Regions from separate parts of the Homo sapiens genome. Here region 2 is linked to region 1. Evidence: read pairs that join two places in POLR2A ChIA-PET (ENCODE). Cell type or tissue: Panc1. All regions are shown on one strand. Each heading gives the region's core, and the rest is flanking DNA. Links, peaks and the distances in the headings are about the cores only. Region 1 overlaps AKAP12 (A-kinase anchoring protein 12). Region 2 overlaps MTHFD1L (methylenetetrahydrofolate dehydrogenase (NADP+ dependent) 1 like).

Region 1 (4,389 bases), core at 202-4,201:
TGAGGGCTCAACATCCCGAAAGCAAATAGCATTGGAAACCTCAGCCTTTTAAACTCCAGGGACACCATCAAGCCCCAGCCTCTCTCGAATGCAAACCTCTCGCCTTTCAAATGTGTTTTCCAGACACAGCAAGCAAGAGCTGGGAAGAAAAACGGTTTAGATCCCCTTGCTGGGGAACAGAAACAGTGGTTGGGGAGTACAACCAGTGTCACCACGTTATCACATATGGGTCAAACATGTTTGTGAGAAAAATTACAATTAAAAAAAAATTTTTTTTTTGAGACAGGGTCTTGCTCTGTCACCCAGGCTGAAGTGCAGTGGCGCGATCACGGCTCACTGCAGCCTCGACCTCCCAGGCTCAATCGATCCTCCCGCCTCAGCCTCCCAAGTAGCTGGGACTTCAGGAATGTGCCATCAGGCCTGGTTAATTTTTATATTTTTTGTAGAGGTGGGGTTTCACCCATGTTGCCGAGGCTGGTCTCCAACTCCTCAGCTCAAGTGATCCATCTGCCTCGGCCTCCCAAAGTGCTGGGATTACAGGAATGAGTTACCTAGCCCAGTGACAATTAGAAATTCTTACCTCCATTTTTATACTACTGTTTCTATGACCTTGAGGTTTTCTCAAAAATGCCTTTGAAGTTAGAAACTGCCTATAAAATTGTGAGATGCCCCCAACTCACAAACACTCCTTTTTTCTAAGAACACACAAAAGTGATAATGGTTGTGTTAAATAGGAACTTCTATTTTTTGTTATATTTTTAAATCTTTCTATAATTTCTAATTTCCATACTTACAATGCTTAAAGATCCCTACCTTCTCAAGGACAGAACTTTTTTGCATGATTTAATTCATGACTTTCTTCAGGAAAACATTCCCAACAAAATGTTTCTGATACACTTTAACGAAATCATGATCTATAATTTTAAACCACTTCCCTACTACCCAACCCCCCCACCTCCTCCACCATCACCACACCCCCAGGTGATCTTCAAGAACTGAAGGTAGGCCGGGTGCAGTGGCTCACGCCTGTAGTCCCAGCACTTTGGAAGACCAAGGCAGGTGGATTGCTTGAGCCCAGGAGTTCCAGACCAGCATGGGCAAAATGGTAGAACCCATCTCTACAAAAAGAATACAAAAATCAGCAGGGCGTAGTGGCATGCCCCTGCCCCTGTAGTCCCAGCTACTTGGGAGGCTGAGGTGACAGGATTGCCTAAGCCCAAGAGGCAGAGGTTGCAGTGAGCCGAGATTGCGCCACTGCCCTCCACCCTGGGCAAAAGAGCAAGATCCTGTCTCAAAAAAAAAAAAAGAACTGAGGGAAACCATTTTGACCTCATTCTTTTTTGTTTTTGTTTTTGAGACAGAGTCTTGCTCTGTCGCCCAGGCTGGAGTGCAGTGGTGCAATCTCGGCTCACTGCAACCTCCACCTCCTGGGTTCATGCGAGTCTCCTGCCTCAGTTTCCCGAGTAGCTGGGATTACAGGCGCACGCCACCATACCCGGCTAATTTTCATATTTTTAGTAGAGACGGAGTTTTCACCATGTTGGTCAGGCTGGTCTTGAACTCCTGACCTCATGATCCACCCGCCTCAGCCTCCCAAAGTGCTGGGATTACAGGCGTGAGCCACTGCGCCCAACTGGCCTCATTCTTTTAACTAGTCTAAAAGTAACCACCTAGCCATTCTTTTTCCATTAAATATGTCTACCAAAAGAGTCTTTGAACTGGCCTGCTGGAGGTCTCTTTCCTTAAGTTTGACATAAAAGTTGGAAATACGTTCAATAACTTCATTGTTGGAAAAAAGATGTTTAACTTTTAAGGGAAAACAAAGGGAGAGATGAGGGTAAAAGGAAAAAGCTCACCTATATGGAAGAATGCCAGATGGAGAAATATAGAAAAGAATAACAGATGAGAAAGTCACCATTTCACAGTGATTTACGCGAGAGTCATCACTGGATGTGAATATACTGGCAATGGAATCACCGGTATGAAACTACCATAGTACCCCACAGGGAAACTCAGCCCTTACTAGCATCTAACAGTCAAACTCAGTATCAGCAATAACAGGAGGGACAGGCATTGTCTGTGATTGCTGGTGTGATACAACAGTAAAGACTCACTATCACCGCACCATCACGACAGCATCACCTAAGTGGTATTCTTGCTAAGAATGTCCAGCCTGGGCGGGGCGCGGTGGCTCACGCCTATAATCTCAGCACTTTGGGAGGCCGAGGCAGGCGGATCACAAGGTCAGGAGATCCAGACCATCCTGGCTACCACGGTGAAACCCCATCTCTACTAAAAATACAAAAAATTAGCCAGGTGTGGTGGCAGGCGCCTATAGTCCCAGCTACTCAGGAGGCTGAGGCAGAAGAATGGTGTGAACCCGGGAAGCGGAGCTTGCAGTGAGTTGAGATTGCACCACTGCACTCCAGCCAGAGCAAGACTCTGTCTCAAAAATAAAACAATGTCCAGCCTGAATCTAATCATAGATAAATCTGACAAATCCACTACATAAGACAACTGGCCTGGGCTCTTTATAAAAATAAATCTCATGGGTTGGGTGCGGTGCCTTACACCTGTAATCCCAGCACTTTGGGAGGCCAAGGCGGGTGGATCACTTGAGGCCAGGAGTTTGAGACCAGCCTGGCATGGTAAAACCCTGTCTCTACTAAAAATACAAAAATGAACAGGGCGTGGCAGCACATGCCTGTAATCCCAGCTACTGGGGAGGCTGAGGCAGGAAAATCACTCAAACCCAGGAGGCAGAGGTTGCAGTGAGCCGAGGTTGCAGTGAGCCGAGATCATACAACTGCACTCCAGCCTGGGAGACAGAGTGAGACTCCATCTCTATCTATCTATCTATCTATCTATCTATCTATCTATCTATCTATCATCTCATGAAAAACAGGAAGGCAAAGGGAGTACGAAAAACAGAAAGGCAAAGGGAGTATTCTAGTTTAAGAAACTAGAAAAGAAACATGACCAAATGCAATTTGGTTATATGCTGGACCCCACTGTTTTTTTTGTTTTTTTTTTTTTTTGAAACAGGGTCTCACTGTGTCACTCAGGCTGGAGTGCAGTGATGCAATCATAGCTCACTGCAGCTTCAAACTCCTTGGCTCAAGGGATCCTTCCACCTAGTCCTCCTAAGTAGCTAGGACTACAGGCCTGCACCACCACACTGGGCTAATTTCTTGTATTTTATTTTTATAGAGCTGAAGTCTCATTACGTTGCCCAGGCTAGTCTTGGACTCCTCACCTCAAGTGATCATCCCACCTCAGCCTCCCACAGCGCAGGGATTACAGCATGAGCCACCATGCCTGGCCAGGACCCAATTTTTAAAGCAGGTATAAAATATATTTAAGGTTAACAGAGGAAGTTTGAATACGAACTCTATCTTAGATGATATCATTAAATTAACGTTGGGCTGGGTGTGGTGGCTCACGCCTGTAACCCCAGCACTTTGGGAGGCCGAGGTGGGTGGATCATTTGCAGTCAGGAGTTCGAGACCAACCTGGCCAACATGGTAAAACCCCGTCTCTACTAAAAATACAAAAATTAGCTGGGCGTGGTGGCAAGCGCCTGTAATCACAGCTACTCAGGAGGCTGAGACATGAGAATCACTTGAACCCGGGAGGCAGAGGTTGCAGTGAGCCGAAATCGCACCACTGCACTCCAGCCTGGGCGACAGAGCTGAGACTCTGTCTCAAAAATACACAAATAAATAAAATCAATTAATGTTAAAGTTTTTCAGTTGTGGGCTGGGGGCGTGTAGTGGCTCGCACATGTAATCCCAGCACTTTGGGAGGCCGAGGTGGGCGGATTGCTTGACCTCAGGAGTTCAAGACCAGTCTGGGCAATATAGTGAGACCCCATCTCTACAAAAAATACAAAAATTAGCTGGACTTGGTGGCACAGGCCTGTAGTCCCAGCTACTCCGGAGGCTGAGGTGGGAGGATCACATGAGACTGGCAGGCAGAGGCTGCAGTGAGCTGAGATCATTCCATTTTACTGTAGCCTGGGCGACAGAATGAGAACCTCTCAAAAAAAAAAAAAAAAGTTTCTTCGTTGTGATAATGGCACTGGGGGTAAGCAGAAGAATGTAGGGATATATTCCCAGGAGACGATGCTGAACTATCTGGGAGTGAAGTGTCTGATATCTAAAACTTACTCTAAAAAAGTTCAGCAACAACAAAAAGGATGCAAACAGGAGAAAGAAAGCAAAGATGGCAAAAAGATTCTGACCTGTAACTAACAGAAGAAACTGCTTCGGCATATTTGGTGGGAAACATACTTAACCAACCACCAGCAAACCTCCTCACCATCACCCCTCCCTACCATGGAGACATTTTATTATTTTAGCAACTAACTCCCCAAACTAGAAGCAGTAA
Region 2 (4,389 bases), core at 178-4,177, 220 kb after region 1:
AACTATATATATTTTTAGATGGCACAGAGGATCACAAATGAATAATTTGCTAAATTCAGTATGTATTTACTTGGGAGGGAACACCAACAACAGCATGGACCCAACTAGGAGACCTGACCTATAAGTATTTTCAGGCCCAAAGTAAAAACTCTCTATTATTTTGAGCATTGTAGTTGGGAATTACACTTCTCTTGGATGCTAAAGTACAAAAGAGAACTTTTCACTTATCATTGTGATTTTATAGCTCTGATGACAAGTTAACTCTTTGCTACTGGAGGTAGTGTCAACCATGCCATAAAAAAAAACAGAGCAAAGATAATGGAAACCAGGCTACTGGTCTCCATGGCCTTATAATAGTTGGGATATAGCAGCAAGTAAGTTGAAAGTGGAGGATTCTCATGGATCAGAACTATTTGTACAAGTTGGACAAATACTGCATGGTATCTCAAACAGAGAAGAGATTACTTCCTTTATTTGCAGGACAATTCTATTTATCTGTGTAATATAGTTTCCAACAACTTTTGATCTGTAGCAAATAATAGTCCATTTAGAAACCAAATTATTGAGGCTTAATGACTAGATGGGTATAGACCCACCCCACGACGGGCGATCTCAGTGCAGTAATGCTTCATTTGTCCCTTTATTCAGCCTGGAGCTACCTCTTCTGACACTTAAGGCCTTCTTGGTTACCTAGGACAAGATCCATCCTGGGGCTGGGCTCAGGCTCACACATTTTGGGTAGGGGAAAACAGCTGGAAGTTTTGCTTTTCTGCATTAAAGAGTGAAGAATGGCCTAGAGCCCTTGCATGGTGGGCATGTAAGAGGGGACCATCATTCACACAGGCTGCTAGTAATGGTGCTGCTGGAGCTATGCAATGGTCTGATCCCCTTATTCCCTTGGTTCCTTAACCCTAATTTATGGCTTACCCTACTGCCTTCAGGGTCCAGCTCAACTCCCAGCGGCAGCCTCTAAGGCGCTCTGGAGTCAGGCTCCTGCCCACTGCCGTCTGGAATGTGCCACCCTGCCTGAGTCATAAATGCTCCTCTTTTTAAGACACCTCAGGGCACTCCTGGGTAGAGAAGCAACCATCCTTCTTCTGTATCCCTTGGCATCCTGGCACCTGTGAGCCCTTTGTTTGCATGTATCAGCTTGTCTGCCTCCTGCCAACACTAAGCTTCCAGGACAGGGATTGGGTCTTTCCAGTCTTGGTAACCTCAGTGCACAGTGCATAGCAGACACGCAAGAATGTTTTGAACTGGATGGAAATGTAGAGACTGTATATCACTCCCAATGTAAACAACTCCCCAATTTTCAGCTCTGGCCTCTCTCCTGAACTCCAAAATTGATTTCTAACTGTCTGATGGCCAACTTGGCAGGAAGTCAAATGTCAGCCTCGGTGCAGGGCACTCGCGGGTCAGTCACTTCACTGCCGTGCCGGTTTGAAGTCGTTTATCTCTCTGGGTCCATCCTTTCAGGTCCCCAGGACTCACCTGGACTCCTTGCTCACATCCCATCCCTTGTCAGTTCCGGCGACTTCCACTCCACTGCGTCTCCCGGCACACATGCCATCCTCTCCACTTCCAATGTTATTGCCCCCACTGGAAGCTCCTTATCAATGAGCCCCCAGGCTCACGCACAGACCTCTCCAGGCCTCCCGCCTCAGTCCCTGCCTCCCTCAGGAGGGCGCAGCCAGGGTGATGGGCCTGCAGTGTCTCAAATGCCCCAGTTTCACCCCAAGCCCCACTCCTTAGGCAGCATTCTTGGCCTACCCTGCCCACTGTGGTCTCTGCCGTATTTGAACATCTACTGCATTTAGCACTTACACCTTTCTCTTGGCAAAGGCTGCACTAATTGTACTTGCTTTAATTCTCCAGGTGTTTATGCCTTATTTATCCAAACATCCTGCTGCCTCTGGGGGGGTATGGCAGCAGGTTTTCACTCCCTTGTGATGTGTCTCAATGCTCAGCATGCACGGCCCTGTGAGTACATGCCGACTGACCTACTGAAAAGAAAAGCCAAGATGTTTAAAGTCCAGTTATTCCTGCGCAAAGATCCCATAAACCATAGTAGCCACAGAGCGCTAGAACTCTACCTCTTATCCCTGACTATGCTCCCAGGGTGAGTATGGGGAGTGATGAGCTAATCTATACAAAGCATTTGGAAGGTGTGCGACCTTTGCTAAGAACAGGTGATGGTGATGATGATGATGACGCAGCCTGAAATGAGAATGGCAGTGCATGGGCGGAAAATGTGGTCAAGCAGCTTCCACACTAAAGGCCATATGGCCCCACGATCCAATCTGGTGGGTGTGCTATCATACAAAATATATTTCATCTTTGTCCTTGGTTCCAGTCACAGGTTTCCTAAAACTCTTGAAATTTCTGATAGGGGTGATTTTGCTCTATTCATAAGGAGCTCCTTCAATAACACCTGAGCTTAAGGTAATGGAGTGACGGGGTGGGCCTCCAGCTAGCCTCAGGATGGAAAGACCAAGTAAGTAGAAGATTGGAGGGCTGGAACTTTCAGCCCCACCCATCAACCTCCAGGAAGGGTGGAGGGCGGGGAGTGGAGATTAAGCTCTACAAAAATCCTTGAACAAGACTTGATGAGTTTCTGGGTTGGTGAAGGCATCCTTGTGCCAGGAGGGAGGTGAACCCCAACTCCACAGACCATGCCCTATGCATCTCTTCATCTGGTGTTCATCTGTGTCTTCTATAATAAACTGGCACACATAAGCGTGTTGGGAAAAGCTCTCCTCAAACCGTGTTTTCCTCTGCTGTCGCACCACAACAGTCATCAACATAGAAGACTTCTGTGACCAAATGTGTATGGGGTTTCCCCATACACCAAGCAGCAGACACCAGGTGGGGTGGCTTCCAGTTCAGTTCCGACCCTGTCTACCCAGAGATAGTGTCAGATCCCACAGGGCCGAGTGCCCCCCACCATACCAGTCGCAAGTCTGGGCCTCTGGAACTTCTGACCAACTGGTTTCAAATTGGAGTTCCTAGGACTCCCCTCTTTGGGTTTGATTAATTTGCTGGAGCAGCTAACAGAACTAAAGGAAACACATGCTTAACATTTCCAGTTTATTATAAAGGATACTACAGGCCAGGCACGGTGGCTCACGCCTGTAATCCCAGCACTTTGGGAGGCCAAGGCGGGCGGGTCACCTAAGGTCAGGAGTTCAAGACCAGCCTGGCCAACATGGTGAAACCCCGTCTCTACAAAAATACAAAAACTAGCCAGGCATGATGGTGGATGCCTGTAATCCCAGCTACTCAGGAGGCTGAGGTGGGAGAGTCGCTTGAACCCAGGAGGCGGAGGTAGCAGGGAGCCAAGATCATGCCATTGTATTCCAGCCTGGGCAGCAGAGCGAGACTCTGTCTCAAACAAACAACAACAACAAAAAGATATTGCAAAGGACACATATGAAGAGGTGTGTAGGGCGAGGTATGGGGGAAGAGGTGCAGAACTTCCATGCCCGACCTGGGTGCCCTGCCTTCCAGGAAGCTCCACATGTCTGGCTATCTGGAATCCCCTTGAACCCTGTCCTCTTGGGTTTTTATGGACACTTCATGACATCCACATTCCTTCCCACAAGGTGTAGGGTGGGACCCTCTCATGGGAGGGTCTTAAGACTCACAATCAGAAATGGGGGAAACATTACAGTGCAAGGAGGGCAGGGAAGGTCAGAGGCCTGCCCCTGAGGCGTGACACCCCCAACATTATAACAAAAGGCTGTAAGAAGGTTTATGGGATTCAGGAACCAGGAACCATGGACGAAAATCAATATATATCATAACACCTCTGTAAATAAGTGTTTCTCTCAGTTCTGTGAGCCATCCTAGGAACTTAATTGAACCCAAGGAGGGGGCTCATGCGAACCCATTTTTTTTTTTTTTTTTTGAGATGGAGTCTCACTCTGTCTCCCAGGCTGGAGTGCAGTGGCAGGATCTCAACTCACTGCAACTTCCGCCTCCTGGGTTCAAGCGATTCTCCTGCCTCAGCCTCCCTAGTAGCTTGGCTTACAGGAGCCCGCCACCACACCCAGCTAATTTTTTTTTTTTTTTTTTTTTGAGACGGAGTCTCGCTGTCTTGCCCAGGCTGGAGTGCAGTGGCGCGATCTCCGCTCACTGCAAGCTCCGCCTCCCGGGTTCACGCCATTCTCCTGCCTCAGCCTCCTGAGTAGCTGGGACTACAGGCGTCTGCCACCACACCTGGCTAATTTTTTTGTATTTTTAGTAGAGACAGGGTTTCACTGTGTTAGCCAGGATGGTCTCAATCTCCTGACCTCGTGATCTGCCTGCCTCGGCCTCCCAAAGTGCCGGGATTACTGGCGTCAGCCACTGTGCCCGGCCTAATCTTTGTATTTTTAATAGAGATGGGGT

The links. Peaks named below come from ENCODE experiments on the same cell type or tissue, not always from the same donor. Only the 100,000 strongest peaks of a DNase experiment are listed, where the experiment ranks them.
Region 2: POLR2A ChIA-PET joins it to region 1 with 7 read pairs; 2 of 35 experiments call an interaction of 5 or more read pairs at or near these places.

The regions. Positions count from the first base shown.
Region 1 is chr6:151,270,994-151,275,382 of GRCh38, reverse strand. The region is part of intron 2 of AKAP12 (A-kinase anchoring protein 12); the gene reads right to left. Among named protein-coding and RNA genes, the nearest start is that of AKAP12, 33 kb to the right of the region's middle. In Panc1, for the core only: no CTCF peak of the experiment used is centred there; no DNase peak of the experiment used is centred there; H3K27ac peaks cover 75 bases.
Region 2 is chr6:151,049,180-151,053,568 of GRCh38, reverse strand. The region is part of intron 26 of MTHFD1L (methylenetetrahydrofolate dehydrogenase (NADP+ dependent) 1 like); the gene reads right to left. Among named protein-coding and RNA genes, the nearest start is that of MIR12131, 51 kb to the left of the region's middle. In Panc1, for the core only: no CTCF peak of the experiment used is centred there; no DNase peak of the experiment used is centred there; H3K27ac peaks cover 1,947 bases.